3 separate regions of the Homo sapiens genome follow, and all the other regions are linked to region 1. Evidence: read pairs that join two places in POLR2A ChIA-PET (ENCODE). Cell type or tissue: PC-9. All regions are shown on one strand. Each heading gives the region's core, and the rest is flanking DNA. Links, peaks and the distances in the headings are about the cores only.

Region 1 (7,904 bases), core at 2,248-6,247:
CAAAGACTTTGTAAGTTTAATGTGAAATTAATGTAACTGTTAAACCACATATAGGAAGACCATGACCTTCACATTTACAAAGTGGTGCTCTTTGCATATGAATATGTACACTTGCCCCTCCACATCAACAAAGCAGCTGACCTAATTCAACCAACTGCAGATCAAAAATATTAAGAAAAAGGCCAGGCGCGGTGGCTCATGCCTGTAACTCCAGCACTTTGGGAGGCCGAGGCAAGTGGATCACTTGAGGTCAGGAGTTCAAGACCAGCCTGGCCAACATGGTGAAAACCCGTCTCCACTAAAAATACAAAAATTAGCTGGGAGTGGTGGCATGCACCTGTAATCCTAGCTACTGGAAAAGCTGAGGCACAAGAATCACTTGAACCCAGGAGGCAGAGGTTACAGTGGGCCGAGATCATGCCACTCCAGCCTGGGCAACAGAGCAAGACTGTTTAAAAAAAAAAAAATCAAAATAACAATATATCAGTAAAAAAAATGCAAATGCAAATATAGTATAACAACTATTTACATAGCATTCAGATTGTATTAGGTATTATCTTTTTCCTTTCTTTCTTTTTTTAAATTTTTTTATTTTTGAGACAGGGTCTCTCTCAATTACCCAGTCTGGAGTACAGTGATACAATCATGGCTCATGGCAGCCTCGAACTCCTGGGCTCAAGGGATCCTCTAACCTCAGCCTCCTGAGAAGCTAGGACTACAGGTGCAAGCCAACACACACAGCTAATTTTTAAATGTTTTTGTAGACACAGGATCTGGTTTTGTTGCCCAGGTTGGTCTTGAACTCCTTGTCTGAAGTGATCCTCCTGCCTCAGCCTCCCAAAGTGCTGGGATTACAGGCATGAGCCATGGTGCCTGGCCTGTATTAGGAATTATAAGTAATTTACAGACAATTTAAAGCATGCAGGAGGATGTAGATAGGTTATATGCAAATACTACACCATTTTATATTAGGGATTTAAGCATCAGGGATTTTGGTATCCATGGGGGTCCTGGAACCAGTCCCCCCATGGATACTGTATTAGTCAGGGTCCTCTAGAGGGACAGAACTAATAGGATATATATATACGGGAATTTATTAAGTATTAACTCACATGATCACAATATCCCACAATAGGCCATCTGCACGCTGAGGAGAAAGGAGAGCCAGTCCGAGTCCCCAAACTGAAGAACATGGAGTCCGATGTTCGAGGGCAGGAAGCATCCAGCACGGGAGAAAGATGTAGACTGGGAGGCTAGGCCAGTCTCGTTTTTTCACATTTTTCGCCTGCTTTATATTCTAGCCACGCTGGCAACTGATTAGATGGTGCCCACCCAGATTAAAGGTGGGTCTGCCTTTCCCAGCTCGCTAACACAAATCTTTGGCAACACCCTCACAGACACACCCAGGATCAATACTTTGCATCCTTCATTCCAATCAAGTTGACACTCAGTATTAACCACCACGGATACTGAGGGAACCACTGTGTTCTCATATAGCAACTTAAAATAGCCCACATTAGCTCAGTGGCTTTAGTGTTTCCCTTATGCAAGCAAGATGATGTGGCTACTCTGAAAATAGTTATCAAAGTAACTAGAAAGTTAATTAATGAGATAAATAAAAACAGAACTCTAGATGTTGCTTGGTGGCTAAATCGTGCTCAGCATGCAAATTAGGCCATTTGAAAGGGGCATCCATTTATTCAGGCCACTAGGGCACCATTTAAGAAATTATTATTCCGGTAAATGAGGGTCAATGGGACCCTAGTGACCGAAAAATTTGAGGTTATTTCCAAAAGCACTAATTTGTACCCAGGGAGTACAAAGAAGAATCTGGGAGGAATAAATAGCTGGATAAATAATGCAAAAGCAGAGAGTCTGGGCCAAGGTGGAACCCTATTTGAAAGATCAGGTACTGATGGTAAGTTTTAAAGTGTCTTTTACAGAAAGATGATAATAGCAAATTGATTGACACAGTGCTTTGACATTTGGGTGTCAGTATTTAGGGCAGGTACCGTATGAATTCACAGATAAATTCACAGCTCAAGCTAAGTTTGAGTTTGGGACTGAAACCAAAAAATGGCAATGTGAGCTTTGGGCAAGAGGAGCAGGCTCCTATTCTCACACAGTTCCTGGTATCGATGCTTTCTGCAACCTGCCCTCCTCACTGCTTATCTAAAGCAGATCCACTGTGGCACATATATTGTTAGTGCAAGGGTTTTTTTTTTCCCTATGTCCACATGGGTGATTTTTGTGCACAGAAAGTTATTTTTATTTAAAAATTAACATTCAAATTGTTCAAAATCTAATTATTTCTTTAGCTTTCAAGAAGTCACAGTTGTTTTTTTGTTTTCTGTTTTTAGATGGGGGTCTCACTCTGCTGCCCAGGCTGGAGTGCAGTGGCATGATCATAGATTACTGCAGTCTTGACTTCAGGGACCCAAGTGATTCTCCCACCTCAGCCTCCCAAGTAGCTGGGACCACAGGCGTGCACCACCACGCCCAACTAATTACTTATTTTTTTTCATTTTTTTTGTAAATATGGAGTTTTCCTATGTTGCCTAGGCTGGTCTTGGACCCCTGGGCTCAAGCAGTCCTCCCACCTTGGCTCCCAAAGTGCTAGGATTATAGGCATGAGCCACTGCATTCAGTCAGAAGTCACGGTTTTAAAAACATGTAATACTCCTTATAAATCTAGACAATTTCAACACTTACTTTAAAGAACAAAGGTTAATTTAATTGAGTAAATTTCCTTAAATATTTCCAACTATATTTATACATTTAACATATTTGATTTTCCTTTCAAGTACTGCTTAAACAAAACTTTCCCATTTTCTTAGGTAAGTTAATATCTAATAAATTAAACCAATAATATTTCAACTTAAAATCATGAGCTAAATCAATTGCTCAATTACACACTTAAGAATTACAAAGCTAAAGTATTACTCTAATCGGCCAAATTCTCTTAAATGTTTCCATATCAAACATGTACAGTTTCTTTAACCCCAAAATATTCAAGTATAGGTGAAATTTCTGGTAAACATTCCTATACTTAATCCTCTCTGAGGTTGAAAGATGCTTACTCACCAAGGAAAAGATTATGTCATTCCACATTCTTGCAGAACAACCAGAGGTTTTAGCTAGGACATTAGGCCTGGACTGCAGACCTCCAGGATGGCTTTCCTCACAAGCCTGACCTAGGTTGAAGTCCCTTTTGTAATTTCTATAGTTTTTCATGCCATACCTTAAAAGGGGCATGGTCACTTACAGGGCTGACTTACTCAGAATTAGGCAGAAGGGCATAGTGTCTAGAGCCTACAATACTTACAGATGCCCACAAATGTGTTCTAATTTTTATTTCTTTTTAAATCAGGACAAAAATTAATAAAATAATAATGCACATATAACATTGAATCCATTTGGATTATGTTTATCTGTATACCAATGCAGTGCTAAAATATAATTTCTAATTCATTTTCCCACAAAGGCAAAAGTGCCCAGAGCCCATGAGAGTCATAATGTGGCCCTGGTCACTTAGCCCACATCCCTGAGTGTGAATCCTATCATGACCTAATTATTATTATTTTTTTTTTTTTTTTTTTTTTGAGACAGAGTCTAGCTCTGTCACCCAGCCTGGAGTGTAGTGGTGCAATCTCGGCTCACTGCAAGCTCCACCTCCCAGGTTCACGCCATTCTTCTGCCTCAGCCTCCCAAGTAGCTGGGATTACAGGCACCCGCCACCATGCCCAGCTATTTTTTTGTATTTTTAGTAGAGATGGGGTTTCACCATGTTAGCTAGGATGGTCTCGACCTCCTGACCTCGCGATCCACCCGCCTCAGCCTCCCAAAGTGCTGGGATTTCGTAAAGCAACTTACAGAACTCTGACACCCCACTTAGACTGGCCCATTGTGCCAATGCACTTTGCATTTCTTTGGCTCTGTAGATATTTATGTATCTGAATTCACAGAATTCTGAATTCTTTTTAAATTTTTGCTATCTTGAAGGGTATACAACCCTTATATATGTTAAAATGTTATCCAATTAGCAAAAAATTCAACAGTCATTTCATAAAGGAACCTATTCAAATGGCAAATAAGCACATAAAGAACATTATTAGTCATCATAGAAATGAAAAAGAAAACCACGATGAGGTGGATTATACACCCACCAGAATGGCTAAAATTTTAAAAACTGGCAACATGAAGTGTTGGTCTAATGGAACCACGAGAGCTCTCATACATTGTTCATGGGAGTGTAAAATGATACAACCACTTTGGAAAAACTTTTGGCAGTTTCATACCAATCCTATGACTCAGAAGTTCCACTCCTAGTTATTTACCCTTGAGAAATGAAAACATAGCTCTACAAAAAGAGTGAGATAAGAATGTTCTTAGCAGCTTTATTCATAATACCAAAACTTGTCAACAACCTCACATGCCCATCAATAGGAAAATAGATAAACAAGCTATGATATATTCACGCAATGGAAACTACTTAGAAAAAAATGAATAAACTCAGATACATTCAATAGCCTGAACTAATTTCAAAAAACACTGTGCTGAGTAAAAAGAACTTAACACAAAGAGTGTGTAACCTGTAATTCTTCTTCCTCTTCAAGTTCTAGAGCAAGCTAAACTAATTTATGATGGACAAAGTCAGAACAGTGCTTGCCTCTGGGTATGGGGGCGGGGATTTACTGGGAAAGGGCTTAAAGGGACTTTCTGGAGTGATAGACATTTGGATTTATGAATTTGTCAAAACTCATCCAATGTTACACTCAAGATTTGTATATTTTATTGTAGGTAAATTTTACCTAAAAGCAAAAAGAACCATAAACAAATGTCGAACTCTAGTTCATAATACGAATGTTGAAGTCTTTATTTTTTTTCTTTGCTTAGAGATAGGGTCTCACTCTATCACCCAGGCTGGAGTGCAGTGGTGCAATCATAGCTCACTCTAACCTTGAACTCCTAGGCTCAAGCAATCCTCCCACCTCAACCTCCCAAAGCGCTGAGATTATGATTACGGTCAGATGGAGCAAGAACCCTCTCTTAGTAGCCTGTGAGCCTCCAAACATGGAAATAAAGGAAAATTCTGAGTTCCTTCAAATGAAATTCCAGGCACTTAGCTAGCCCTGAGAAGTAAATAAGCAACCTGACAAGCAGAAGGTAACAGTAGCCTAAAACAATAGACGAGGAAGTTAGAGTCAGATGCTTGGTTCCTCTAGAGAAACTAAAGATAACAACTTTCTTTTTTGTTTCTTCTTTTTTTTTTTTTTTTTTTTTTTTTTTTTTTGAGACAGGGTCTCACGCTGTTGCCCAGGCTGGAGTGCAGTGGCACGATCTCAGCTCACTGCAATCTCCGCTTCCCAGGTTCAAGCGATTCTCCTGCCTCAGCCTCCCAAGTAGCTGGGATTACACGTGTGCACCACCAGGCCTGACTAGTTTTTGCATTTTTAGTAGAGATGGGGTTTTGCCATGTTGCCCAGGCTGGTCTTGAACTCCTGAGCTCAGGCAATCCACCTGCCTCCGCCTCCCAAAGTGCTGGGCCTGGCCCTAAATATAACATCTTAATATATATCCCTGAGTTGTTTTTCAGAAACCTGGATCTCCACCAAATGGATCCACTGACACATCGACCTCAGATAAGCAGGAACTGAAGACTGAACTCTGAGCACCGTTCTTTGTTCTAAATTTCTTCCTGAGGGGTCTGGAGGGAGTTGCACCCATAAGCCAGAGCTAACATTCTTTTCTGCTGATCCCAAATTTTTAAATAAAGCTTCCCTTCTGGCCAGGCACGGTGGCTCACTCCTGTAATTCCAGCACTTTGGGAGGCCGAGGAGGGCGGATTGCCTGAGCTCAGGAGTTAGAGACCAGCCTGGTCAACATGGCAAAACCCCATCTCTACCAAAAAATACAAAAATTAGCCGGGTGTGGTGGCGCACACCTGTAATCTCAGCTACTCAGGAGGCTGAGGCAGGATAATTGCTTCAACCCAGGAGGTGGAGGCTGCAGTGAGCCCAGATCGTGCCACTGCACTCCAGCCTGGGCGATACAGTGAGACTCCGTCCACCACTCCCACCCCGCCCCCCGAAAAACTTCCCTTCCTTAACCAATTGCAAATCAGAAAATCTTTGAATCTACCTCTGACCTCTAAGCCCCATCCACCCTTCAAGATATCCCACCCTTTTAAGGCAAAACCAGTGTGTTACCTTCACGTATTGAGTTACAATTTTGCCTATAACTTCTGCTTTCCTGAAATTTACCCCTGCCTTGAAAAACCCTTACTTTCAAGCCATCCAGGAGGTCAGGATTTAAGCATTAGCTGCCTGATCCTCCCTGAAAATAAATGTCTTCCTTACTTTTTTAAAATTTATTTTTTTAATATAGAGATAGAGGTCTTGCTATGTTGTCCAGGGTGGTCTCAAATGCCTGGCCTCAAGCGATCCTCCCACCTCAGCCTCCCAAAGTGCTAGGATTACAGGCATGAGCTACCACACCTGGCCCACATCTTCCTTTCTACTGCTGTAAAACCTCAGTGTGGATATCTGGTTTCACTGCTCCAGGCAAGTGAACCCCACTTTGGTTCCTTTTTTTCACCCTTTTTTGAGATAGGGTCCCATTCTGTCACCCAATCTGGAGTGCAGTGGCTCACTGCAGCCTCAACCCCCTGGGCTCAAGTGATCCTCCCACCTCAGCCTCACAAGTAGCTGGGACTACAATCACATGCCATCACGACCAGCTATTTTTTTTTTTTTCGGTAGAGACAGGGTCTTGCTATGTTGCCCAAGCTTGTCTCAAACTCCTGGGCTCAAATGATCCTGCTGCCTCGGCCTCCCAAAGGGTTGTGGTTACAGGTGTGAGCCACCACACCTGCCCCAAGTTCAGTTCTGTAACAACAGGCGTGAGCCACTGCACCTGGCCTGAATGTTGCGGTCTTTGAGGGTAAAGTATACTAAGGTCTACAGCTTATAGATATTCAAATATTTCAAAAAATAAGATAGTCAACAAATAATTTAAATAGATATTTCCCCCAAAGAAGAATGACCAATAAGCATATGAAAAGATCAGCATCATTTTTCACTAGGGAAATGTACATCAAAACCACAATAAGATATCAACTTGGTAAAAGAGTTCAGAACATAATGCACCAAAATATACCACTTTTGCATATTGATTATTTTGAACTAAAAGCACTTGAGTAACAGCAGATGTAGGAATTCTCTGATCTCCCCCCGCTTTTTTTTTTCACCAAATAGCAGATGATAAAGCTTCCTGTGAGAAAGTTGTCCTCCTTGTAGCAGGAAGAAAAGAACATTCTTATCAACAGAAACTAAGAGTTACCCTGAAAAGGATCTGTACAATTCTGAACATACTAAAATAGCTTTTATCTTCCACTAATTTACTCATATTTCCTAATCTCTATACCACAATTTACTGCTCTAGCCCGAGCCCCTTTGTCTTGTTACATCTCCACTAATTTAGTATTCTTTGTGGACAAAGGCATATAAGCTTTAGGGCCCAGTGGCTTCTTTGGGTCTTCATTACCCTTGTGAAGACTCCTATGTACATGTAAACATATTGAATGAACTTATATGCTTTTCTCCTATCGATCCATCTTATGTCAGTTTAAGTATTAGGCCCAGTCACAGAACCTAAGTAGGTAGAAGAAAATTTTTCCTTCCCTACGATGGATATAATTTAAAAAGACACACGATAATAAGTGTTGGTGAGGACGTGGAGAAAATAGAACCCTCATATATTGCTGATGGGATTATAACATGGTATAGTCACTGTAGAAAACAGGTTGATATTTCTTCAAAATGTTAAACGTAGAGTTATATGACTTGGCAATTCCACTCCTAGGTATATATCCAAAAGAATTGAAAATCTTGTACATGAATGTT
Region 2 (4,000 bases), core at 1-4,000, 88 kb before region 1:
GTCAAGTTTTGGTATAGAACTCGGTTTCTTTGTTGAAGAATATGCTGGAAGCAAAGGAAGATTTCCTCCAACTAAAAGAAGGGAAAAGAAATCACTCTATATTGCCACTATTGAAAAAGGACATAGCTTGGTGAACTCCTTGATTGAAACTGGAAGAATTGACAGTCTGGGTCTGGTTGTTGTAGACGAGGTTGGTTAATACTTTTGTAATTTGTCAATATTTTTATTATACTAAATATTTATTATTCTGGTTATTGTGTGGATCTACTTAGTACCTTAGTACCTCTATAAAAATAAATTTATTTGAAAATATAGACAATATAGGTGAAGACATTCTATGCTTGATAATCTTAAATTTGGTTTTGTGTCAAGTGTTTCTTGAAGTGTGAACACGTATGTGTGTAGTATACAATTTTATTGGCTGGGCGTGGTGGCTCATGCCTGTAATCCTAGCACTTTGGGAGGCCGAGGCAGGTGAATCACTTGATGTTAGGAGTTCAAGACCAGCCTGGCCAACAGGTGAAACCCTGTCTCTACTAAAAATACAAAAATTAGCCGGGCGTGGTGGTGGGCGCCTGTAATCCCAGCCACTCGGGAGGCTGAGGCAGGAGAATCGCTGTAACCCAGGAGGTGGAGGTTGCAGTGAGCTAGGATCACGCCATTGCACTCCAGCCTGGGGGTCAAGAGCCAAACTCCGTTTAAAAAAAAAATTTTTTTAGTAGTACTTATGAATCCCAGATTTATAAGGATTTTGTACCAAAAGCTCATTAACCTAAATACCAGTGAAATAATATACATGTATTATAGTTGTTATATTCAAAATACTTAAAAGTTATAAGCAACTCTTTACAAACAAATTTCATATGAATATATGCATGTTTTATATGAGCACTATATGAAGATTTACTTCTCTGTCCTTTTTAAAAAAAATCTCGAAGTTGCACATGATTGGTGAAGGAAGCCGTGGAGCTACACTGGAAATGACCCTAGCAAAAATCCTCTACACTAGCAGTAAGTATTTTTTCAAATGAGGTCATGAATTGATTTATAATCAAGAGACTTATAAAATACTTAATTCTATCACTAGCTACAGTATGTAACCTAAAGCAAGATACTTAAGCTTTTTGCCTTTGTTTTAAAATTTCTAATGAATAGAATTTTGAAGGTAAATGAAATTGGTATTTGAAGAAGTCCTCTATTATTATCCGCCACTTACTAGCTATGTGTGCCCAGGCACATCCCTCAACCTCTATGTTTCTTTATCTGTAAAACAAGGATAATAATGGTACCAGCCTGATGGGATTGTTGTAAGGATAGTGTGAGTTAACACATGTATTGCATTCAGCAGTGCTTAGCACACTGCATTCAGTAAGGGTTTGCTGCTGCTACTGTGGCCATCATCATCATCACCATAATAATACATATAACATAAATATTATAATAATAATATTGTAAAGCGATACATTTAAATAGGTCAGTTTAAGGAGCTATTTTGCAGCATCAGGTAGTCTTTAAAGTTTATGAAAAATTTATTCTAAATGTCATAACCTACTATTGATATGCTATTGCAATATTTACCTTATATATGGAAAAATTAACTATAAAGGTCAAATCTTAAAAAGTATTTAAAAAATTTCAACAGCAATAATATTTAAGCAGGTTATAGCATTTTATAATTGTTCATTCAAAAAAATATTGATCACCTACTGTGTGCTAGGCACTATTTTAAGTGCTAGGGATACAGCAGTGAATAAAATAGTCCCTGCTTTCATCAAGCCTGTATTTTAGGGCATCCCTATTTGAATATTCTCTGAACAGCTAAGCCTAACTAAGGCTTAGTCTGAGCCAAACTCATTTCCTTCAAAGCCGTTCTTCAGCCTGAATTCTCAGCCACCACTCTCCAGCCAGCCAAGCCAGGGTCCTACATATTCTATCAGCAACCAAATCCTATCTGGTTTACCTCATAAATATATTGTTACTTCTGTCTCTCCTATCCCTCATTACCACTAAGTCTTTAGTTCAGTACCTCATCCTTTCTACCTGGATTGCCACAGAAATCACCAAGTTCTTCTGTGTACCCACTGCCCTTCATCCACCAAATCCATCTTTCTTTAGCGCAAGAAGAATGATCTTTCCCAAATGCAAATCCAATTAGTTTATTTTACTGTTTACCATTCTTTAATAGCTCCCCTTTGCTTTCTGCATAAATCCCTAATTTCTTAGCACAGCCTTTCTTGATTTGACCCCATGCCCACCTCTTCAGCTTTGTAGTCTATCCTTATGGAATGAGAAGGATACTCCCACTTATTCCTCTTTCAGTGAGTTTCTTGAATGATCATTTCAAGACATAGGAGCAATGAAGAAACATTTGCAAAGAAGGCCTATTTGGGTTTTCATTCAATAGTTAAGTCTATAGAAAGCAGCCATTTTGTATTGCCCAGGATGTCATATGGCTTCATAAGCTTCACTCCACCTTTATTTAAAACAACATCAACAAAAACTATAGTCCCAACTACTCGGGAGGTTGGGGCAAGGAGAACTGCTTGAACCCAGGAGGTGGAGGTTGCAGTGAGCCGAGATCATGCCACTGCACTCCAGCCTGGGCAACAGAGCAAGACTCTGTCTCAAAAAAATAAATAAATAAATAAAATTAAAAGTTAGCTTGATAGCAAGATCTCATAGAGGACTTTTCATGGGCCAAGAGTTCGAGACGCATTTAGCCCTCTATCCTACTACCTCTACATCTGTCTATAGCCATACCTGTGGAACATATCATAGCTCTTCGTAAAGGGGATCCAGATAGACAGTTATAAGCAGATTTATACTCATTTATTATTGTTTAGAAGCCTTAATATCCTAGTTCTTGCCAAGTTTGAAACTCTGTAAACTTCTAAGTAGTAACTTTCAGGATACCTGAAAAATTTCATTCTTCAAATGCCAGATTAATACTCTGGTAATATATTTGTAGTTTTCTTTTTTTAAGAGGTCAGGTCTCACTGTTGCCCAAGCTGCAGTGCAGTGACACAATCATGGCTCACTGCAGCCTTGACTTCCTGGGCTCAAGCGATCCTCCCACCTCAGCCTCCTAAGTAGCTGGGACTACAGGCGTGCACTACCATGCCCAGGTAATTTTTAATTTTTTTGTAGAGATGAGGTCTTACTATGTTGCCCAGGCTAGTGTTGAAGTCCTGCCCTCAAGCGATCTTCCCACCTCAGCCTCCGAAAGTGTTGAGATTACAGATGTGAGCCAGGCACCCAGCTATTTGTATTTTTCTTACTTACCTCTCCCACCCCTTTCCCAAATCACTCAGGAAGAATTCAGAGCACAAAAGACTTGCTAAAATTACTTTATGATATATTAAATAACATATTTTCCTTAACACTTTGGCTTTTGTTTGTTTGTGTTTTAGAAACGACTCAAATTATTGGTATGAGTGCAACATTAAACAATGTTGAAGACCTACAAAAGTTTCTTCAAGCAGAATATTATACCAGTCAATTTAGACCAGTATGTACCTAAGGTTTGCACTGTATTGATTTGTTTCGTATTCATCTAACTTAGAAATGAAAGTAGTAAACATAGGATTTAAAGAATTCTGTAGAGTAGTGAAGGGGCATATTTTACTCACCATGACTATATGCTAATAAGAGGTTGTGTATAGAGAATTTAAGAGTTTGTGTATAGGTCAGGGATCTTGGGTTGGGTCACTAATGTATCTATAGCCTGGCCCACAGGCTGTCAATGAACGTTCATTGAATGAGTTTTCCCAAACCCCCATTTTATTTTTTCACTTCTTATTCTGTAAACTAAATTTTTTTATTTGGCAAAATTTTAGTGAGACATGTTTTGAGTTATTGGCACATTAAAAAATATATCTTAAAATTTAAAATATTTTTAAATATTTATATGTTAGTAGTTATAATACTTTTTTAATAAGTTAAGGCTTCACATGGATTTACATATAAACTCCTCAACAGCAGCATTCCCAAAATGCTTGAA
Region 3 (4,000 bases), core at 1-4,000, 78 kb before region 1:
TGGAACTGCAGGTGCATGCACCACCATGCCCGGCTAATTTTTGTTATTTTTTGTAGAGGTGGTCTTGCTTCACTGCCCAAGCTGATCTTGAACTCTTGGGCTCAAGCAATCCTTCTGCCTCTACCTCCCAAAGTGCTGAGATTACAGGCATGAGCCATCGCATTTCGCCTTTCCTTAGTTTTGATAAGATTTTCACAGGGTTCTGTAATCCACAAAAAGATTGAGAGACTGCCTAATAGTTAATGAAGTCAGAATCAAAATTCTAAGAACATTTAATGTACTTAACTCAATGGAAATAGTACATTAAAGAATGTTTACATTAGCATCTACTAAAATGAAAATGGTAGAAATTTTGTCACTAAAAGATCAAGGGCTCATATTTCTAACAGATCTTTTTCATAGGGAATATCTGAAACATAAGGAGAAAGAAAAATGTGAGGTGATTAAGAACTTGAAGAATATTGGCAATGGCAACCTGTGTCCTGTTTTAAAGCGCACTATCCCATTTGGAGTTGCCTATCACCACAGTGGCTTAACAAGTGATGAAAGGAAACTCTTGGAGGAGGCCTACTCCACAGGAGTGCTCTGTCTTTTTACCTGCACATCTACCCTAGCGGCAGGTGTCAACCTACCAGCTCGAAGGTAAGAGATAAGTAAGTGTTGACCAGGCTCAGAACTTTTCCATTTCTAGCTTGCGAGGAGTTTTGTTGTTTTATGCTTTCTCAGTAGTGGATGAGAATTTATCAAATGTTCTTTTAGCATATGCTGAGTTGATTGGTTGGTTTATTTTCTTTAATATTTTAATGAATATGTAATGAAATATGTAATGAAAAATAACGTTAATAGATTTCTTGATATTAGAATTCCATCCTTTCTGCTCTTTATATCTGGTTTTGATGTTAGGGTCTATTAATCTGGTTTTGTAGAAATAGTTGGCAAGTGTTTTACCTTTTTTATGATATGAAAGAGTTTATTTAACATAGAGATTTCCTTGAAATCTTGGAGAGCTGATCCATAGGCAATTTGTGTCTAATATATGTATTTTAAAGCAGGCCCTTGATTACCTTTCCAGTTATTACCAAAGGTGTAGGCCTGTGTAATTGACTTCTCCCCTTTATAATTTATGATCATGGGGTATTTTGCTAATAAATGATCAATTTTTATAAACTTTCCATGAGTGTTTAAAAAAATATGTATTTTCAGTTGAATATGCAGTTTTGTACATCTCAGCGAGATCACAGAGGTTCATTGTGTTATCGGCTTCTCTATTTTCTTACTATATTTGATTCCTTGGTCTATCAATTTCAGAGAAGTGTGTTAGTCTCCCACTTTAATTATGTAGTTATCAGTTTCTCCTTTTTGCATCTCTAGAAGTTATTACTTTTTATATTTCAAAACTATTTAGATATACAAAGGTTTACTTCAAATATCTTATTGCCGAATTATACCTTTTATCAATACAATAAATACTTGTTTTTCTCATTTAATAATTTTGCTTTGAATACCAGGACTCATTTTTTTTTTTTGCCACGTATGTACCTTTTTCCATTCTTTTATTTTCAATTTCTGTCTCTCATTAAGTTTTCCATTTTTCAGACAATTGAAGAAAAAAATGAAAGTTATATATCCTGTTTCTATTATTCCAGTGGTTACTCTTAAAATTTTAAGTTGTAACCAAACATTTTTTATTACTTTAGAATTAATCAATAACTGTCCTCTCCTGAACATAAAAAGAGGCTTAGCATGTCCTTAGTATATTCTACTCTGCCCCATGAATGTTGCAATTACTTAGAATTTTAGTGCCAGATTTAAACATTTTCTTTCATCTTATGTAGTATTTAAACTTACCTGTAAATCATACTTCTTTTTTGCTTACCACTGCCTCTTATATCCCACATCTTTCTTCTCTGATTTTTTTTTTTTTAATTTTGCCTTCCTTGAGTAATCCTTTTTAGAATACCGCTTTAGGGGGTAAAACATTTTGACTCTTTGCATAGTTGAAGATATCTGTATTTTGGCCTCACACTTTTACACTTCACTAGCAAAAGAATTCTAGATTCAATTTTTTTCCTTTAGGGATTTTGTAAATATTGTTCCATATTTTCTAGAGGCCAATGTTGCTCATTTTTGTCTCTGCATGGATTTTCTGTTTTTCTTTTCCAGAAACTTTTAGACTTTTCTCTTTAACCTCCCAATTTTGTCATGGTGTATAATAATAGTTGTAATTACTACATTCCCCTCCCTTTCATGTAGTAACAACTTTACATGCATTGACTTGATACAGCTTCACAATAACTCTGTGAGGAAGGTCATATTTTATTACACACCTATTATAGAAGGGGAAACTGAGGCACTAAATAATTAAATAATTTTCCCAACTTTAAAAAGTTACATAACTTTTTCCCAACTCATTTTCCAACAAATGAGTTTTAAAGCCAGTGTTTGAACCCAGGAAGTTTGATTTTACAATCCCAACAGTACTACTTTTCATTCATAGGGCTTAGCACTTGGGTGGATGCTTTTAATCTAAGCTTTATGCCTTTCTTCTTTGAGTAATTTTTTTTCTGTTATTTCTTTTTCTTCCCATTATCTCTGTTCCTTGCTTTTATAATTTCACTTAGGCAGGGTTGAGGCCTCTTAGATTCAGCTTTCGTATCTCTTTTCTTACACATTTTTCAGAATGTGGAAGAATGTAAGCACACGTTTGTGCCATGTAATTTTTTTCAACTTTACCTTCCATATCAAAAAATCAGTTTTTTTGTAATCCCAGCACTTTGGGAGGCAAAGGTAGGAGGATTGCTTGAGCCCAGGAGTTTGAGACCAGTCTGGACAACATAGCAAGACCTCATCTCTACTAAAAAATTAAAAACTTAGCTGGGCATGGTGGCATACACTTGTGATCCCAGCTGCTCGAGAGGCTGAGGTGGGAAGATTGCTTGAGCCCAGGACATCGAGGCTGCAGTTAGCTATGATTGTACCACTGCACTCCAGCCTGGGCAACAGTGAGACCCTGTCTCAAAAAAAAAAATGAGTTTTTAACTGATATCCATTAACTACATTAACTGTATCCATTAACTATTTTCATTCATTATTCAGTTCTTCAATTGAATTTTCTTTTTTGTGAGACAGAGTCTTACTCTGTTGCCCAGTGGCCAGGCTGGAGTGCAGTGGTGCGGTCTCGGCTCACTGCAACCTCTGTCTCCTGGGTTCAAGCGATTCTCCTGCCTCAGCCTCCCAAGTAGCTGGGATTACAGGCGCCCACCACCACACCTGGCTAATTTTTATATTTTTAGTAGAGTCGGGGTTTCGCCATGTTGGCCAGGCTGGTCTCAAACTCCTGACCTCAGGTGATCTGCCCACCGTGGCCTCCCGAAGTGCTAGATTGACAGGTGTGAGCCACCACACCTGGCCCTTCAAATTTTTTATGAATTTTTAAATAAAGTTAATTTTTTTTTATTTCTAAGAACTCTCTTTTGTTGTTCTTTCCTTATAATAGTCTACTCCTTTTTTTTTTTTTTTTGAGACAGAGTCTCGCTTTGTCTCCAGGTTGGAGTGCAGTGGCATGATATCTGCTCACTGCAACCTCTGCCTCCCGGGTTCAAGTGATTCTCCTGCCTCAGCCTCCCAAGTAGCTGGGATTACAGGCACACAACACAATGTTTTTTAGTTTTTGTGTTTTTAGTAGAGACGGGGTTTCACCATGTTGGCCAGGGTGGTCTTAATCTATTGACCTCGTGATCCTCCTGCCTTCGCCTTCCAAAGTGCTGGGATTTACAGGCATGAGCTACCACACACGGCCAATAGTCTACTCCTTTTTTTTTTTTTTTTTTTTTTGAGACGGAGTCTCGCTCTGTCACCCAGGCTGGAGTGCAGTGGCGCAATCTCCGCTCACTGCAAGCTCCGCCTCCTGGGTTCACACCAGTCTCCTGCCTCAGCCTCCTGAGTAGCTGGGACTACAGGCGCCTGCCACCACGACCAGCTAATTTTTTTATTTTTAGTA

What was found. Peaks named below come from ENCODE experiments on the same cell type or tissue, not always from the same donor. Only the 100,000 strongest peaks of a DNase experiment are listed, where the experiment ranks them.
Region 2: POLR2A ChIA-PET joins it to region 1 with 5 read pairs; 7 of 35 experiments call an interaction of 5 or more read pairs at or near these places.
Region 3: POLR2A ChIA-PET joins it to region 1 with 6 read pairs; 4 of 35 experiments call an interaction of 5 or more read pairs at or near these places.

Annotation. Positions count from the first base shown.
Region 1 is chr4:83,353,818-83,361,721 of GRCh38, reverse strand. No RefSeq gene overlaps it. Among named protein-coding and RNA genes, the nearest start is that of HPSE, 23 kb to the right of the region's middle. In PC-9, for the core only: no CTCF peak of the experiment used is centred there; DNase peaks (open chromatin) are centred at 3,101, 4,301 and 4,621; H3K27ac peaks cover 3,007 bases.
Region 2 is chr4:83,443,025-83,447,024 of GRCh38, reverse strand. HELQ (helicase, POLQ like) reads left to right here. Exons shown (of 18, transcript NM_133636.5): 4 at 1-190; 5 at 939-1,011; 6 at 3,411-3,508. Among named protein-coding and RNA genes, the nearest start is that of HELQ, 11 kb to the left of the region's middle. In PC-9, for the core only: no CTCF peak of the experiment used is centred there; no DNase peak of the experiment used is centred there.
Region 3 is chr4:83,433,500-83,437,499 of GRCh38, reverse strand. HELQ (helicase, POLQ like) reads left to right here. Exons shown (of 18, transcript NM_133636.5): 9 at 403-642. Among named protein-coding and RNA genes, the nearest start is that of HELQ, 20 kb to the left of the region's middle. In PC-9, for the core only: no CTCF peak of the experiment used is centred there; no DNase peak of the experiment used is centred there.